Regions from separate parts of the Mus musculus genome. Here region 2 is linked to region 1. A link is a contact called in ENCODE POLR2A ChIA-PET data. All regions are on one chromosome and are shown on one strand. Each heading gives the region's core, a stretch centred on a gene start or an enhancer-like site at or near the end of the contact. The rest is flanking DNA. Distances are from core to core; before and after follow the strand shown. Region 1 holds the start of Fus (fused in sarcoma). Region 2 holds the start of Hsd3b7 (hydroxy-delta-5-steroid dehydrogenase, 3 beta- and steroid delta-isomerase 7).

Region 1 (2,885 bases), core at 150-2,649:
TTGTGAGCCACCATGTGGTTGCTGGGATTTGAACTCAGGACCTTCGGAAGAGCAGTCAGTGCTCTTAATCGCTGAGCCCTCTCTCCAACCCGTCATTTTTGTTCTTATCCACTTGGTAAACTCCCAGTAGAAATGTCATTCCCTCAGACCCATCCTAACCTACTCATTGCAAAATGAATTACCTGATCTCTGTGATCCCAGAGTCCCTGGTATTGGAATTACAGTTGGTTGTTTGCCCACATTCGGGTACTAGGAATTGAACCTGTGGTTTCTCTAGAGCAGCTGTCTCTCCAACCCCCTTGAATTTCGTTTTGTCCTTGAACTGACAAAAAGTGTTCATGCCTTTAAATGCTTTCAATCATTTCCTGTAACCAAGAAGCATTTTGTAGTTCCCCAGGCTTAGACTTTAAAGATCAGAAGGTCTGACCCTGAACTGCCTCGTACCTCATTCACATTCTTAGTCTAGCCGCTCACTGCTCTCATAAGATCCATCTCCCCTCCACCTCTGCCTAGCTCCGGGACTGGAGAGGTAGGCAGGGTCATGCACAGGCTAAACGATCGCTCTATCATTAAGCTACATTCCTCAGATTTCTTTACAAGATGATGATGGGGGAAAACCAGGACGACTGTAATTCCAGGATGCACAGGGCTAAGGCAAATAGGATCAAGGATTCGAGATCAACTGAGCGGTACTGAGAGGCCAAATTAAAAAAAAAAAGGGGGGGGGTAATTGTGGGTTTGAAGCCTCTTAAGTTGTATACATATGTGTTATTGTTGAACCAGCCTTAGGGCCATAGGGTCCAGACTAAAGCTCATCTTCTTCCAGGTTAAACGTCACAATCTATAAACCTTGTTAAGGTCTAAAGAACAGCAAGCCGAGGCATTCCTAAGTGAAAAACGAGACTGATCAGTGTGCTGTCTGTCAGGAGAGAATGTGGAGGACCAGAGCGACACTGCGTTCGACTCAGTTGCTAGGCCAGGGCAAGCGAAAGTATGCTGCATCTTCCCCAGTGAAAGTGGGGCCCAGCCGCTGGGCCGGTCGGAAGGATTTCGGTTCCCACACCCGGAGACTCCAGGCCTTGACTACACAGTTCCGCTCTCGGGCGCAGGGCCCTGGCACCGCCCCTAGCGGGAGGCCGGGTCGTACCATTCTGCCTCTAGTGGGGTAGAGGTGTGTCGAAGGCGAGCCCCGGGCGACGGACGAGAGCCACCGGCCGCAAGGAGAAAGCGCGTGCGAGTGTTTGGGAATAAAGCGAGTTCGTTTTCCCTCTTGTCTTCCTGAGCTCTCCGTATCCCCGGGGAAGGGTGGGGACCTGGGCGTGCCTCCCCCTCGCGCTTCTCCACTTGGTACGTCCCGGTGGCGCGTAGGCGGCAGGCGTACTTAAGGCGGGCGCGGGAGGCGGGGCCGCTCAGTCCTCGCGGCATCGCTTCGCGGTCGTCTGGAACTTTGTTGCTTGGCGGCCTGCGCTGCGCGCGTGCGCGGACATGGCTTCAAACGGTATGTGGGAGCGCGAGGCGGCGACGGCGCGTCCCTGCGAGGCCTCGTTCCCTCGCAGCAAGGCTTTTGGCTTTCGGCTGGGCCTGCGGTGGCGGGCGAGTGGGCTCCCCCACCTCTGGCGGGAAGCAGCGGGTGGAGGGAAGGGGAGGGCGGTGTCGCCATTTTGTTTGGCTCCCCTGGCGCCTTTGGCGCGGAGACCGTGGGTTTTCTCTCCTGGCCCGGTCACTTGAGTCGAGTGTTGAGAGAGACGCTGCCTGGCGACGTGGGGTGACCGGGGTGAGGGAGCTCTGGGTCTCCGCAGCTTCGCCCCACCCCCTCCCCTCCCTCCGTTCCCGGCCTCGCTTTGTCGCAGTGCTGCATCCGGGCACTTGGTGCGCGCACGCGCTCCTCTGGCCCCTCCCCCTTCTCGCCGCGGCCCCCCTCCCCCCCGCCAGGAGTTGGTCCGTTTTTTTTACTTTTTTCTTTTTTTCTTTCTTCTTCTTTCTTTCTTTCTTTCTTCTTCTTTTTTTTTTTTTTTTTTTTTTTTTTGTCGCGAGACCCTCGGCGGAAGACTTGTGGTCCGGTGCTGGCCTCGCCCTGCTCGCTGGGTCCCTTGGGAAGGGGCGGGGCCACCTCTTCCCGCCTCCGTGGCCGCGCAGCGGGAGCGGAAGCTCCTGGCTGGCCTGCGTGTCCGTGGGATTGGGAGGACCGCCAGGGGATGACCAACGGAGTCAGGGACCCCGGCCTGAGTTTCCCACTTCAGAGTTGAGTTTTCCTAAGGCCGGAAGGAAATCAGAGGAGTCGCTCTCCGAGGCCACACCCTCTCGCTGTCAGTTTTGTCCCAGTGCGGGGGTAGAGCTTGGGTTTCCTGCAGGGAGCTGCTGAGCTACAGCTTCCCAGATTGTTGAAAGTGCTGTCTGCTTTGGGTGCGCATGGTAGGCGGGAGCTCAGTTATTTGGAGCCACACGTCGGGAACCTTGGGAGCACCATGCCATTTGGGGGTTGGAGAGTCCCATTCTTCTAGCTGCTTCCTTGGGCTTGAACTCAACTGTGTAATAGCGCTGACTGTCAAAGTTAATCTTGACATCCGGTGATACCACCTTTCCTGTATACAGAGCTGCTGTGAAGATATAAAATGTGGTGACGTGTGTTGCAGGCCTTGGAAAGACCTGCAACAAGTCAAAAGGATTTTTAAACTTAAGGGATGATCTGTATTTTGAGTTTTTTTTTTTTTTTTTTTTTTTTTTTAAAGATTGAGCCAGGTTTGGTGGCACACACCTTTAGTTTCAGGACTAAGAGGTAGAAGTAGGCAGATCTATGTGAGTTCGAGGTGGTCTACATATTGAATTCTGGGATAGATACATAATCGAGACTTCTGTCTCAAAAAAGAAAAAAGGCAAAAAGGACA
Region 2 (2,937 bases), core at 310-2,809, 170 kb before region 1:
ATGCAGTGGCTGAAGTCTTAGGGCGTGTCTTACTCTCACAGATGGTAGCGGACATGCGGGAAAAGCGCTACGTGCAGGAGGGCATTGGCAGCAGCTACCTTTTCCGGGTGGATCACGACACCATCATTGATGCCACCAAGTGTGGCAACCTCGCCAGGTTCATCAACCACTGCTGCACGGTGCGCTCAGGGCTGGGCCGGGGCTGGGCTGGGCAGGGGTGAGGTGGGGCTGTGGCTTACACTCCCACCTCCTGCAGCCCAACTGCTATGCGAAGGTGATCACCATTGAGTCTCAGAAAAAGATTGTCATCTACTCGAAGCAGCCCATCGGCGTGGATGAGGAGATCACCTACGACTACAAGTTCCCACTAGAAGACAACAAGATTCCGTGTCTGTGCGGCACTGAAAGTTGCCGTGGCTCCCTCAACTGAGGTGGGGCAGGACCGGTGCCCTCACCCCTATTTATTCCCCCTTGGTGCCCTAAGCTCCCAGCACCCCAGCCTTATTGGGCTCAGCAGGGCCCACTGCCCCCACCTTCACGTGGGATAGGGAGCACTGAGGCCAACAAGGGAGCCTCAGTCCTTTGAGGCATCTGCTGCCTCCCCTATGCCCCATGCCCAAACACCCTCTTAATTTTTTTTTCTTTGCGAAGAAGAAGCTGTAAATGTTTTGTAGCTGCCAGCAGCTGTTTCCTGTGGAAACCTGGGGTACCAGCCTGTATAGATGCTATTCTTGGGGGCTGCATAGCCCTTTGCTTCATGTTAATGGGGACTTCCCCTTCTGCCCTATGTGCACCCCGCCCCAGTTTAGGGGTCTCTGGGGCAGTGGCCATGTTCTCCCCCTGGGGGGGCCTTTGGCCCCTAGTCCTGGGAACTCTGTGCCTGGAACCCTGCCTCATCTGTTCCTGCCAGACCCTGTGGGTCACCCTCCCACCCTGGTGTCTCAGGGCTCTGGCTCAGTGGGCCAGGATGGTGGGGGGCAGGCCCTTCTTGTTGGGCTGGATTGTACATAATGTTAATAGTGAAACCCAACACCACATTTTTATAATTGTGATTAAACTTTATTGTACAAAAATGCTTGGTCAGTATCTTTGGGAAGAGCAGACTGGGATGCAAGTTGCCACAGTGGGTGAAGCAGGAGAGAGGGGGAATGGGTGGCTTTGAGTTTGGGGTGAATCAACCTGCAGACCGCAGTGCTGCTTTGGACCAACCACCTAGATACAACAAACATGCCAGATCTGTCTCACTATGGATGCTAGCCAGAATTATGTCAAGATCAGGTTTACCCTGCTCTCCCTCCCAGAACCATAGCTGGTGCTGGGCCTTCAGCCTACTGGGAGACCCAGCAGGAGGGACAAACATATCAGTGATGGGGGCATCCCTTCCCTACCCTATTATCCTGAAATACACTACCAAATGGGCAGGTTCTGTCCTTTGCCTGCCACTGAAGAGTGGACTGGCCACCAGGGGGCACTCTGGCAAGAAAATTCCCTCCAAACCCCCTTGCCCGCCCCTAGGGGTGGAGGCTAGGCTGGTCTCCTTCCTGGAATGGGTCAGGAGGGAGGAGCGAGCGGAAGGAAGGAAGCCTATGTACATCTAGCTGGTCCACCAGTCCAGGACACAACCTCCTCCAGTGGCCAGTTTGTGCGCCCTGGGACTTACTACAGGTAGGCAGAGCTGATACTGAGGCCCAGCTGGCCTGCCTTTTAGCCTGCGCCCTTCCAACCTCCCTATTCAACTCCTTGCTTTCTCTGCCTGTCCTTTAGTAATCTAGTCTTTTTTTTTTTTTTTTTTTTTCCCCCCACCCGCCTCAATCCCTCCCATTCTGCATCCAATTCTAGTGACTCAGCAGTTAGGGTCAGAGGGCAGGGAGCCTTAGTGCTACAGGCACAGAAAACTGCAACCCACCCCTGCTACTCAGCCTCTCCACCCACACTGCTCCCACCTAATGATCCCTTCTATGAAGAACACATGGTTGGAGCAGGTGCTACCAGGCAATTCTAGTGAGCTAAATTCTCTTCCCACAGCTGGGCATGGCAGACTCTGCACAGGTGCCAACACTGGTATACCTGGTCACAGGTGGCTGCGGCTTCCTGGGGGAACATATTGTTCGGATGCTGCTGGAACGGGAGCCCAGGCTCCGGGAGCTGCGTGTCTTTGACCTGCACCTGAGTTCTTGGCTGGAGGAGCTGAAAGCAGGTGACTGGAGTGGGGCAGTAGCAGGAGGTAGGGAGGCCCCATCCCTTCCCAGACTGGGATACCTCAGCTTATGGAAAAGATGATTCCTGTTTGTTCTCCACCAGACAGAGGGGCCGGGTGAGTCATTGGTTCATGTGGCTTCCAGGGTGTGGACAGGCCAAACTCAGCAGCTGGCTAAGGCCCCAGCTCTGACACTGCCTCGGGTCTCCACCAGGGCCTGTGCAGGTGACTGCCATCCAGGGGGATGTGACTCAGGCCCATGAGGTGGCAGCAGCCATGTCTGGATCACATGTGGTCATCCATACAGCTGGGTTGGTGGATGTGTTTGGGAAGGCCAGTCCAAAGACCATCCACAAAGTCAACGTGCAGGGTGAGCTGCTACCTACCTGTTGGCCCCTAGTGTGTGGCCTGCCTCTGACCAGTGATTTTTATGGGAGGGCCTGTCCTTTTTGATAACCTTGTCCATTTACTGCTGTCGAACCCTGTCCTGACCTGATGCGGTTCTCCTTGGACACTGGGGGGGGGGGGGGGGCAGAAGGAGTGAGAGGCGGGAAGACACAGCTTGCGTCTGTCCCTTTCCTCCATAGGCACACAGAATGTGATTGATGCTTGTGTGCAGACTGGCACTCAGTACCTGGTCTACACGAGCAGCATGGAAGTGGTGGGGCCTAACATCAAGGGCCACCCCTTCTACAGGTGAGCTCAGCCCCACTTAATCTTAGAGCCCATTTCCCTCCAGC

Evidence for each region. ChIA-PET counts read pairs that join two places held with the same protein, here RNA polymerase II (POLR2A).
Region 2: POLR2A ChIA-PET joins it to region 1 with 13 read pairs in embryonic stem cell. The contact joins the promoter of Hsd3b7 here to the promoter of Fus in region 1. POLR2A ChIA-PET finds 5 or more read pairs at or near these places in 3 of 5 experiments (Patski and embryonic stem cell).

The regions. Positions count from the first base shown.
Region 1 is chr7:127,966,080-127,968,964 of GRCm38, forward strand. Fus (fused in sarcoma) reads left to right here and starts at 1,400. Exons shown (of 15, transcript NM_139149.2): 1 at 1,400-1,498. The coding sequence starts at 1,486.
Region 2 is chr7:127,799,050-127,801,986 of GRCm38, forward strand. Hsd3b7 (hydroxy-delta-5-steroid dehydrogenase, 3 beta- and steroid delta-isomerase 7) reads left to right here and starts at 1,560. Exons shown (of 7, transcript NM_133943.2): 1 at 1,560-1,665; 2 at 2,026-2,197; 3 at 2,412-2,567; 4 at 2,785-2,893. The coding sequence starts at 2,032. It overlaps Setd1a (SET domain containing 1A), which reads left to right. Exons shown (of 19, transcript NM_178029.3): 18 at 42-179; 19 at 257-1,073. The coding sequence ends at 430.